Linked DNA regions of Homo sapiens: regions 1, 2 and 4 are each linked to region 3. A link is a loop called in an ENCODE intact Hi-C map of the cell type or tissue named here. Cell type or tissue: PC-3. All regions are shown on one strand. Region 1 overlaps SYNE2 (spectrin repeat containing nuclear envelope protein 2). Region 2 overlaps SYNE2 (spectrin repeat containing nuclear envelope protein 2). Region 3 has its middle 53 kb from the start of SYNE2. Region 4 overlaps ZBTB25 (zinc finger and BTB domain containing 25).

Region 1 (2,500 bases), 340 kb before region 3:
TTCTTTATTTCTTATTACAGCTACACAAAAGTATACCCAATGAAGGAACAGAGATTTTTATCCATCAAATGTCTTCTATAAATTTGTTTATATTAAAAATATAGGTCAGGCACAGTGGCTCACTTCTGTAATCCCAGCACTTTGGGGTAACAAGGTGGGAGGATGGCTTGAGCCCAGGAATTTGAGACCAGCCTGGGCAACATGGAAAAACCCCATTTCTACAAAAAATACAAAAATTAGCAGGGCGTGGTGGCATGTGCTGTGGTTCCAGGTACTTGGGAGGCTGAGGTGGGAAGATTACTTGAGCCCAGGAGGTCAAGGCTGCAGTGAGCCACGATCACGCCACTGCACTCCAGCCTGGGTGACACAGTGAGACCCTGTCTCAAAAAATAAATAAAATTACATACACACACACACACACACACACACACACACACACCATACATACACACACACACACACACACACACACAACCAGCATTTGTATAAGCTGTATAACAACAAACTGCTGCTGGCTGAACACCCAACGTATTTGCCCGAGGTAGTGAAAATATTCAAACAATATTCTGCCCTTCTTGTAACTTTTAAACTGCCTTAGATTAAGATGCAGGGATGAGAATGATGTTTAAATGTTCTATGTTCTCCTCCTTCCTCACACGGTTCAAGATTATACCAACTAAGCACAACAAATTCTCCAAAGAACTCAAAAGCCTATTTCAAACTATTCTGTTAGCTAAAATCATTTAATTTTTTTAATTTTAAAACTTTTGGAAAGAGCAATATCATGGTATAAAGGTAACCTATATATTATTTTATAACATAATTCCTAGCTTCTATAGAAATGTGTAAACTAGCTGGGTGCAGTGGCTTACACCTGTAATCCCAGCACTTTGGGAAGCTGAGGCAGGAGGACTGCTTGAGGCTAGGAGCTTGAGACCACCCTGGGCAACAATGTGAGACCCCATCTCTACAAAAAATTTTATAAAATTAGCCATGCACGGTGGCCTATGCCTGTAGTCACACCAACTTGGGAGGCTGAGGCAGGAGGATCGCTTGAGTCCAGGAGTTCAAGGTTGCAGTGAGCTATGATAGTGCTGCTGCACTCCATGCACTCCAGCCTGGGTGACAGTGCAAGACCTTGCCTCCTTAAAAACAAAAAAGAAAAGAAAAGAAAAGAAAAGAAAAAACGATCACAGCAAACTGATTACATGTTATACTGTGTCTAGCAAACCATCAGAGATTCTACATCGCGTTTAGCCCAGAAGAGGGACCCAACTGCTTTAGACTGCCCAAGAAAAAACAGCATAAGGTGGGTTGCAGGTAAAATTTAGTTGACTACAGAATCCCCGAGGTCTTTCTTCACAGCACAATATGAAGCCAATCCACCCCCAAAAAGGCTGACCTGAGCAGATGCTTGAGAAGAGCTTGCAGCCTGTGGAGCTCATGGTCAATTTTCTTGTTCAGGGACAACCACTGCTCTTCCAGTTTTGCGATCTGGCCCTCTAATTCAGGACAGCTCACAGACGCCACCAACTGTTTGCCTTCGTTCAGAGTTTGGTAAAGCCGGGCGTGTTTTCCACCAATGTTTCTTTTTATTTGCTAATAAAAAGTAAAGTCATAGAATGAATTATTTAGAAAATAAAGTCTGCCAAGCTATTCACAAATACTGCATTTAAAACTGACATTTGTGTCCACTGATAAAACAGTAACACTTTCCCAACATTCAAGACTATATAGTCTGACTGGATGCATGATTAATGGTTTATTGGTTACCTTTCATGATAGGTGTCCAATCTTGCATTTCTAGAGCACAGATTCAACTTTGTAGACTTACTGGCTGGATGCAGTGGCTCATACCTGTAATCCCAGCACTTTGGGAGGCTGAGGCAGGCAGATCACCTGAGGTCTGCAGTTCGAGACCAGGCTGACCAACATGGTGAAACCTCCTCTCTACTAAAAATACAAAAAATTAGCTAGGTGTGGTGGCGCATGCCTGTAATCCCAGCTACTTGGGAGGCTGAGGCGGGACTTGGTGGCGCACACCTGTAATCCCAGCTAGCCAGGAGGCTGAGGCAGGAGAATTGCTGGAACCCAGGAGGTAGAGGCTGCAGTGAGCTGAGATTGTGCCACTGCACTCCAGCCTGAGCGACAGAGCGAGACTGTGTCAAAACAAAACAAAACAAAACAAACCAACCAACCAACCCAAATCAACTTTATAGACTTATTGCATACAAACAAAAAACAAGCTGGCAGTCATTAGGCCATGCTGAGCTCACAGATAGGTTTTGTGTGACCTTAAGATCAGTTTGAAAAATCAGGAAATCTTACCTAATAATCAGGATTGCCAGTGTCTGTGGGAAAACTGGAAGACCTAGCAATTGTTGGTCTGCATCTCATGTGGCAAAGGGCGGCTGTAACTGAGCAGCAGCTGCTGGCTCTAGGAGAGCCTACTCCCTCTCCTTTTCCCTTGGCTCAGTCCCCACCACCCCTCTGATTGCAG
Region 2 (2,500 bases), 210 kb before region 3:
TCACCCAGGAATGGAGTCAGCTCCCTGGAGGTGACAAGAAGAAGTTTATTAGTCAGATAAGTAACTTATCTAGAAAGTATAGTTTATAGTTATAAGGTTATACAGTTATGGGGTAGTGGGAAGAGCAGCAGACAGGCCACACGCAGCATGGGGCATCATAACTGACACTTATCAAAACAGGGCTAAGGAAAGGTGCCAGAAGTGAGGAGGATTTGCATGAACAAGAAAAGCTGCAAGTCAAGAGGGACTAGATATCTGGGCAGCATACAAGGAAGGGTCTCAAGGTCTGTTGAATAAGGCAGAGACTTTGATCCTAAAACAAGAGTACAAGGTAGGAGACTGCTATCGGGGACACGGCAGAAGGGTGGCTATGCGAACTGGGACACAAGCCCGAGAGGATCTGGTAAGGCTGAACATGCTGGATTCTCTAAGAACCTAGGAAACCAGAGCTCTTTAAATCTACTGAAAGAGGACAGGACCCTTCTAGATCCCAAGATGAGCCAAATCCAAAAGCTGCCTCCACCAGAGGGAACCAGACAGGTTACATCTAAGCAACTGTGACTATCTGCTCATGGTCTTGACAACTTTGATTAAGTCTGACAAGAAATCAGCTACACAGTCACATACTGTACAGCTGGTATCTAAACAGGGCTGCTTCCGACTGGCCAGCTCTAAGAAACTAAGTCTGAGAAAGTGGGTCCCAGACAAGGGCCATTCCTGACACTCTGGGTGTCATTTGAGCTTCAGGGTTAATAGTTCTAGATAAGGACTAAATTGTCCTATTTAAGCTTTCACTGATGCTGCTCTTGACAACTGGAAAGTTTAATAAAATTGCTTTCCAACCTCCAAGTATATCAAGCAAACTACATTTCACATACTTTTAACACCCTGACAGCACTTTAGCTTAGTACTCGTAAAATCAATAGAAAAAGGCCAGGCGTGGTGACTCATGCCTATAAACCCAGCAATTTGGGAAGCAGAGGCAGGCAGATCACCTCAGGTTAGGAGTTTGAGACCAGCCTGGCCAACACGGCGAAACCCTGTCTCTACTAAAAATACAAAAATTAGCTGGGCGTGTTGTTGCGCACCTGTATTCCCAGCTACTTGAAAGGCTGAGGCAGGAGAATCACAGAGAGGGGAGGGGAGGGAAGAAAGAAACTTTCTGGTGTAGAGTCATATAGTGCAGTATAGTATATTCTTTTCTAACTATTCCATTCTTCTGCCACTCTGGTTGATAACCACATAAAACCATAGAAAATAATGACACCTAGTGTCCAAAAATATTACTCTTCTTAGAATATAAACATAGATGGAGCAAAGTGGTAATAAGCTTGCACATCTTCACAGAAAATCAGTAAATAAAAGCTAATTTTTCCTCACTCTACTAACAACAGAGAGGATTTTCCCACCGTCTTCCTTCTGTCAAGCCTGCAATGAAGGGTCAGGTTCCTTGTAAACAGAAAGTCAGTGCAAAGGCTGTTACAACCTCACAGAGGTGGCAGCAGGGGTGAGCAGAAACACAGCCCCAGCATCAAAACCCAAACAGAAGTGACCCACCATCAACTTGGTGACTGTTTCTTTTTTCCAGCCCTGGTGATGAATACAACAAATTTTTAGATACCTGGTAAAATAGGGTCACTAGTAACTTCTTTTAAACGAAGTTTCAAAAAAGACTTAATCTATAATATCTCTTTACTACCAGGCCTGTCAGTGAGGTCACTGGGCAGTTTTTTCTAATGGAACCTGGACTCACCTCTGCTATCCTTTTCTTCAGGTTCTCCTTTCCCATGTACGAAGCCTGCAGGGAGATGACACTCTCTTCTTTTTGAATCAAAGTTGTCAAGATGCTTTTAAAATTCTGATATTGTTTTAAGAGCTCCAAAACTCTCCCACATTGTTCAAGACTAAGAATAGAAAAATATACAATAGCTAAATGTCCAAAAATAGCAAAACCGTTCTTTCTCTTTGCAAGTATCCCACATAAATGATGAATAAGGTGTAAAGGACTTTTCCTCTTGATGTGGTTCTTAATACTTTTTACCAATTTAACCTAAGAATGATGGCACATCAATATATCTGGCAAATAGATGGCATAATCTCTAGATTAGTACTGTCACTAGGTGAACATTAAAAAGTTACCAGATGTAAGGTCTAGAAAGAAACACAAGATTCATCACCCTAAGGAATCAGCATCTCAATTTCATCATTAACCAAAAGACATCTCAGAAAACAGAGCCCCTTTAACATAACTCTGGCAGATTATTTCAATATTAATTCAGCAAGTCACAGGGTGTTTATATATCTATTCTCTTTTTTTTTTTTTTTTTTTTTTTTGAGACAGAGTCTAGCTCTGTCACCCAAGCTAGAGTGCAGTGGTGTGATCCTGGCTCACTGCAACGTCCGCCTCCTGGATTCAAGCAATTCTCCTGCTTCAGCCTCCCAAGTAGCTAGGATTACAGGCAAGTGCCACCATGCCTGGCTAATTTTTGTATTTTTAGTA
Region 3 (2,500 bases):
TTCTCATCATTTAGCTCCCACTTACAAGTGAGAAAATGTGGTATTTGGTTTTCTGTTCCTGCATTAGTTTGCTAGGAATAATGGCCTCCAGCTCCATCCATGTTCCCACAAAATACATGATCTTTTTCTTTTTTATGGCTACAAAACATTCTAGTTTTTGAACTGAAGTATTATTATGGCTGGGTGCGGTGGCTCATGCCTATAATCCCAGCACTTTCAGAGGCCAAGGCAGGCGGATCAGTTGAGGTCAGGAGTTTTGAGACTAGCCTGGCAGACATGGTGAAACCTAGTCTCTACTAAAATACAAAATTAGAGAGAAACCCCATCTGTACTAAAAATACAAAAGATCCCAGCTCTTTGGGAGGCTCACACCTGTGATCCCACCACTTTGGGTGGCAGATGCCTGTAATTCCAGCTACTCAGGAGGCTGAGGCTGAAGAATCACTTGAACGTGGGAGGCAGAGGTTGCAGTGAGCTGGAGCACCACTGTACTCCAGCCTGGGCAACAGAAGGAGACTCCGTCTCAAAAAAAAAACCAAAAAACCTATTATTATACTTTCTGTAAGAAAATCAGAGACTAATTGCCTTTCATCCTCAGAAGAAAGCTTGTTCTAGGATGGAAACATAACACAGGTCACAGAGTTAAAGGGCTCACCAAAAGAACCTCAAATGAACAGGCTAACAGGAAAATTAAGAGTTTTTGTTTGTTTGTTTTTTAACTAGAGTTCTTATTTTAAAAGTGTCATTCTCTAGGAGACTTTGGATGCGTCTAGATCTTCTTGCCAAATCTTCAATTCTGTACAACAAATTCCTTCCTGATGTCCCGTTGAAGGAAATTATCTGAGGATAAGATCAGTCTGGATCATCTGGCAGTATCTTCTATTAGAGCGAAAGAAAGATGCCATCCCAGGGCTAAAAGAATTTAACTTTCATATTATAAAAGTGAAAGTTCATTTTTCAAGTGCGACACTGACATCTACTGGAAGAAATACTTGAGTAATTTACCAAATAAACGAAACATTTTTGTTTTTGTCAATTAGAAAAACAAAAAGTCTTTTTTGTTTGTTTGTTTTTGAGACAGAGTCTCTCTCTGTCGCCCAGGCTGGAGTGCAGTGGCTCACTGCCAGCTCTGCCTCCCAGGTTCACGCCATTCTCCTGCCTCAACCTCCAGAGTAGCTGGGACTACAGGCGCCCGCCACCACGCCCGGCTAAATTTTTTTGTTTTGTTTTGTTTTTTTAGTAGAGACGGGGTTTCACTGTGTTGCCCAGGATGGTCTCGATCTGACCTCGTGATCCACTTGCCTCAGCCTCCCAAAGTGCTGGGATTATAGGCATGAGCCACCGCGCCCGGCCAAAAAAAAAAAAAAAAAAGTTTTAAAACATTTATTGGCAGGGTGCTGTGGCTCATGCCTGTAATCCCAGCACTTTGAGAGACTTAGGCGGGCAGATCACTTGAGGTCAGGAGTTCAAGATCAGCCTGGCCAACATGGCAAAACCCCGTCTCTACTAAAAATACGAAAATTAGCCAGGCATGGTGGTGCATGCCTGTAATCCCAGCTACTTGGGAGGCTGAGACAGAAGAATTGCTTGAACCCGGGAGGTGGAGGTTGCAGTGAGCAGAGATTGCGCCACTGCACTCCAGGCTGGATGACAGAGCGAAAGTCTGTCTCATAAAAACAAAACAAAACAAAGCACATTTGTCCTTTAAGTGTTTGTTTCCTAAATACAGGTCAGTGCCATTGATAGAAAAGGTTTCCAGCATCTATATTTAGAAAATGTTCTTGGTGACTTGTGTGAGCAGGACCCTGGGACCCATGAAGAGTTGTTCAGCAGGATATCGGGTCATCTCTGGCATCCACAGAACCCATTTGGACAAGCGAACAAGGCCTGTTCCTACCCACCTTTTTTCCCTCCATTAGAACTCTCATGAATTGTTTTGACAGTAGCCATACAGATGGGTGTTGCTCTAATCATACCTCTTAAACATGCTTGGAGATAATAGTGAAATAATATCTCTTAGACCCCAGGGTAGAGTCCAGAAAATAGGAGAAGGAGATTAAAGTAAGGTTTTCAGGCCAGGCGTGGTGGCTCATGCCTGTAATCTCAGCACTTTGGGAGACCAAGGCAGGTGGATCACTTGAGGTCAGGAGTTTGAGACTAGGCTGGCCAACATGGTGAAACCCCGTGTCTACTAAAAATACAAAAATTAGCTGGGTATGGTGGTACATGCCTGTAGTACTAGCTACTCGAGAGGCTGAGGCAGGAGGGTTGCTTGAGCCTAGGAGGCGGAGGTTGTAGTGAGCCGAGACCATACCACTGCATTCCAGCCTGGGAGACAGGAGAGAAATACTGTCTCAAAAAAAAAAAAGAAAAAAAAAAAAACAAGTTAAGGTTTCTAGATAAGACGTATGCAAGAAAGCTAGATGCAGAGGGTCACACCTGTAATTCTTGCACTTTGGGAGGACAGGGTGGGAAGATTGTTTGAGTTTAGGAGTTTGAG
Region 4 (2,500 bases), 680 kb before region 3:
CTTCTTTTTTTTTTTTTTTTTTTTTTTTGAGATGGAGTCTTGCTCTGTTGCCCAGGCTGGAGTACAGTGGAGTGATCTCGGCTCACTGCAACCTTCACATCCCAGGTTCAAGCTATTCTCCTGCCTCAGCCTCCCGAGTAGCTGAGATTACAGGTTCCCACCACTACACTCGGCTAATTTTTTGTATTTCTAGTAGAGACGGAGTTTCACCATGTTGGCCAGGCTGGTCTCGAACTCCTGACCTTGTGATTCACCTGCCTCAGCCTCCCAAAGTGCTGGGATTACAGGCGTGAGCCACCGCGCCCAGCTGCTTCTTTCTTCTCTATTTACAGTCTACTGTATCGCCTTTTGCCCCCAGTAACATGATCCACAATAGTAGTTCTCAACTGAGGTATATTAGTCAGGATTCTCCAGAAAAAGAAAGAAACAACAGGTAGAACTGAGAGAGAGAAAGAGATTGATTGATTATAAGGAATAGGTTCATGTAATTATGGAGGCTGAGAAGTCCCAAGATCTGCAGTTGGGAGGCTGAGAGGCTGGGGAGTCAGTGATGTTCCAATCTGAATTTGAAGACCTGAGAACCAGGAGAGCTTATGGCATAAGTTCCAGTCCAAAAGCTGGCAGGCTTGAAACTCAAGAAGAGCTGATGTTTCCATTTGGGTCCAAAGGGAAGAAAAGACCGATAATTGCAGCTCAAGCAGTCAGGCCAGAGAAAGTCTCTTTTTTTATTATATTCTGGCCTTCAACTGATGGAATGAGAGCCACCCACATCAGGGAGGGTGATCTTCTTTACGCAGTCTACTGATTCAGATTTTGTCTCCCTCCAGAACACCCTCACGGACACACCCAGAATAATGTTTGACTAACTATTGGGGCAGCCCATGGCCCAGTCATTTGGACACATAAAATTAAACATTACACAGGGCTATCCCCCCCCATAGAGACATTTGACGATGTGGAGATGTTTTTGGTTGTCACAGTTGGGTGGGCGATGAGGGAGGCTGCTGCTGGCATCTAGTAGGTGGAGGCCAGGGATGCTGCTAAACATCTCAGTGCAGAGGACAGCCTCCCGCAATACAGAATATGTACCTCAAAATGTCATTAGAGCTGAGGTTGACCAACCCTTCTGAGACCTTAAAGTAAGTTTTGTGATGGCTGTCAGGAATAAAAGAATACAAAGAAACCCAATTTGGGGGATTTCTATTCTAGTCATGTTTAGAGCAAGTATTGGAGTATGAGATGTGTTCAGAATTAAATTCTATTTGTATTATCCTTGATCCCAGCTTTTAAAAGATAAAAATGTGATTATTAGAAATAAAAGGAAAAAATGTGATTATTAAAAATCAGAGATGTATTAATCAGCAAGACAGTTTTGAATCTATTCATATAATGTTTGAACTAAATAATTGTCTCCCCAAAGAGGTCTCTTCATGAAATTGAGATTGTAGGTTATAATTTCTGTGAATTTTTAATCTGGCCAAAAGGTGGCACCAGTGTACCTTTAAAAAAATGTTCATTATACTTGAATTCAGCATTACTATTAATAGTAAATATTATTTAGGGCTTAGCTACTTTTGGATCATGCTTTATAGAGTCAAGACTAATGAGAATTTTCTTAAAATTTCATAAGGTACTGCAATATCTTGACATCCCTCTTTAATCAAGATGCTTCTGATTTACATGTACATATCTCAGCAGATAACTTTTTAAAATATCACATTATTGTGCTACATTGAGCATTTCTGAAGATTTTTCCAAGCCATTAACTGTGAGGCCTTGGAATTTGGGCTCTTTTAATCAGGCATCACACTCAGTTTTTGGTGTTCTGCCTGGTCAAGACATAGATTGAAGGACATTTGAGTAAATACGCTCCCTTGCTCCTTTCTTGCCTTTTGTTCATTTTTTGTACATCCACAATCTATGAGGTATGTTACCTACTGAAATTTACTTTCTTTTCCAACTGTGGTTCAACAACTGACTTTCTTCTCTCATACTTTCCAACCCATTCCATTCTGAATAAGTTAAGAGTTTTCTTACCTTCAGCTCTTCTCACCTTCCAATACTAAGTGAATACAGCCTGCCTCCCCCTTCATTTCTGATTACAATATTATTCTCATCATCCTAGGACTTTGTACCTAATCACCAGTTGCTTCTCCTAAGTTTATTTTACAGCTGATAAGCCAACTTGGAAAATGAGCCCACTCTCCCTCAGATACATTCTCTTCCGCTGTTTGAAACGTTTTTCATTGAAACAATTTGGTGATATTGTATCAAAATAATAAAGTATTAAGCTACTGGAACACCATGGTGTCCTTTCATGTCAAACGTCTGAAGGAATGACAGTCCTCCAAGAGAGATTCTCTGTACAAATGGTGTGTTCCCACTGTCCTGGAAACAGGAGAGGCTTGTGCCAGGGGGCTGGAGAAGATGGCTCTCACCCACTGTGGTCGTCATCCCTTGTCTGGTCTGTGTTATTAACAAGTTTCAGGAGGTTCCGTGT

The links. Peaks named below come from ENCODE experiments on the same cell type or tissue, not always from the same donor. Only the 100,000 strongest peaks of a DNase experiment are listed, where the experiment ranks them.
Region 1: a loop joins it to region 3, with 2.7 times the contacts of the local background. A loop is called at or near these places in 3 of 110 quality-filtered maps.
Region 2: a loop joins it to region 3, with 6 times the contacts of the local background. A loop is called at or near these places in 6 of 110 quality-filtered maps.
Region 4: it touches region 3 in a loop (3-fold over the local background); 3 of 110 quality-filtered maps call a loop at or near these places.

The regions. Positions count from the first base shown.
Region 1 is chr14:64,136,886-64,139,385 of GRCh38, reverse strand. It overlaps SYNE2 (spectrin repeat containing nuclear envelope protein 2), which reads right to left. Exons shown (of 116, transcript NM_182914.3): 79 at 1,403-1,599. Among named protein-coding and RNA genes, the nearest start is that of MIR548H1, 43 kb to the right of the region's middle. In PC-3, CTCF peaks have their summits at 1,328 and 1,531; a DNase peak (open chromatin) is centred at 1,515.
Region 2 is chr14:64,009,370-64,011,869 of GRCh38, reverse strand. SYNE2 (spectrin repeat containing nuclear envelope protein 2) reads right to left here. Exons shown (of 116, transcript NM_182914.3): 32 at 1,754-1,904. Among named protein-coding and RNA genes, the nearest start is that of MIR548H1, 85 kb to the left of the region's middle. In PC-3, a CTCF peak has its summit at 1,268 (motif pointing left); no DNase peak of the experiment used is centred here.
Region 3 is chr14:63,798,267-63,800,766 of GRCh38, reverse strand. It overlaps a transcript of SYNE2 not described here. Among named protein-coding and RNA genes, the nearest start is that of SYNE2, 53 kb to the left of the region's middle. In PC-3, a CTCF peak has its summit at 995 (motif pointing left); no DNase peak of the experiment used is centred here; H3K4me3 peaks cover 1,101 bases.
Region 4 is chr14:64,477,851-64,480,350 of GRCh38, reverse strand. ZBTB25 (zinc finger and BTB domain containing 25) reads left to right here. Exons shown (of 3, transcript NM_006977.5): 3 at 1-2,300. Among named protein-coding and RNA genes, the nearest start is that of AKAP5, 14 kb to the right of the region's middle. In PC-3, a CTCF peak has its summit at 1,471 (motif pointing right); no DNase peak of the experiment used is centred here.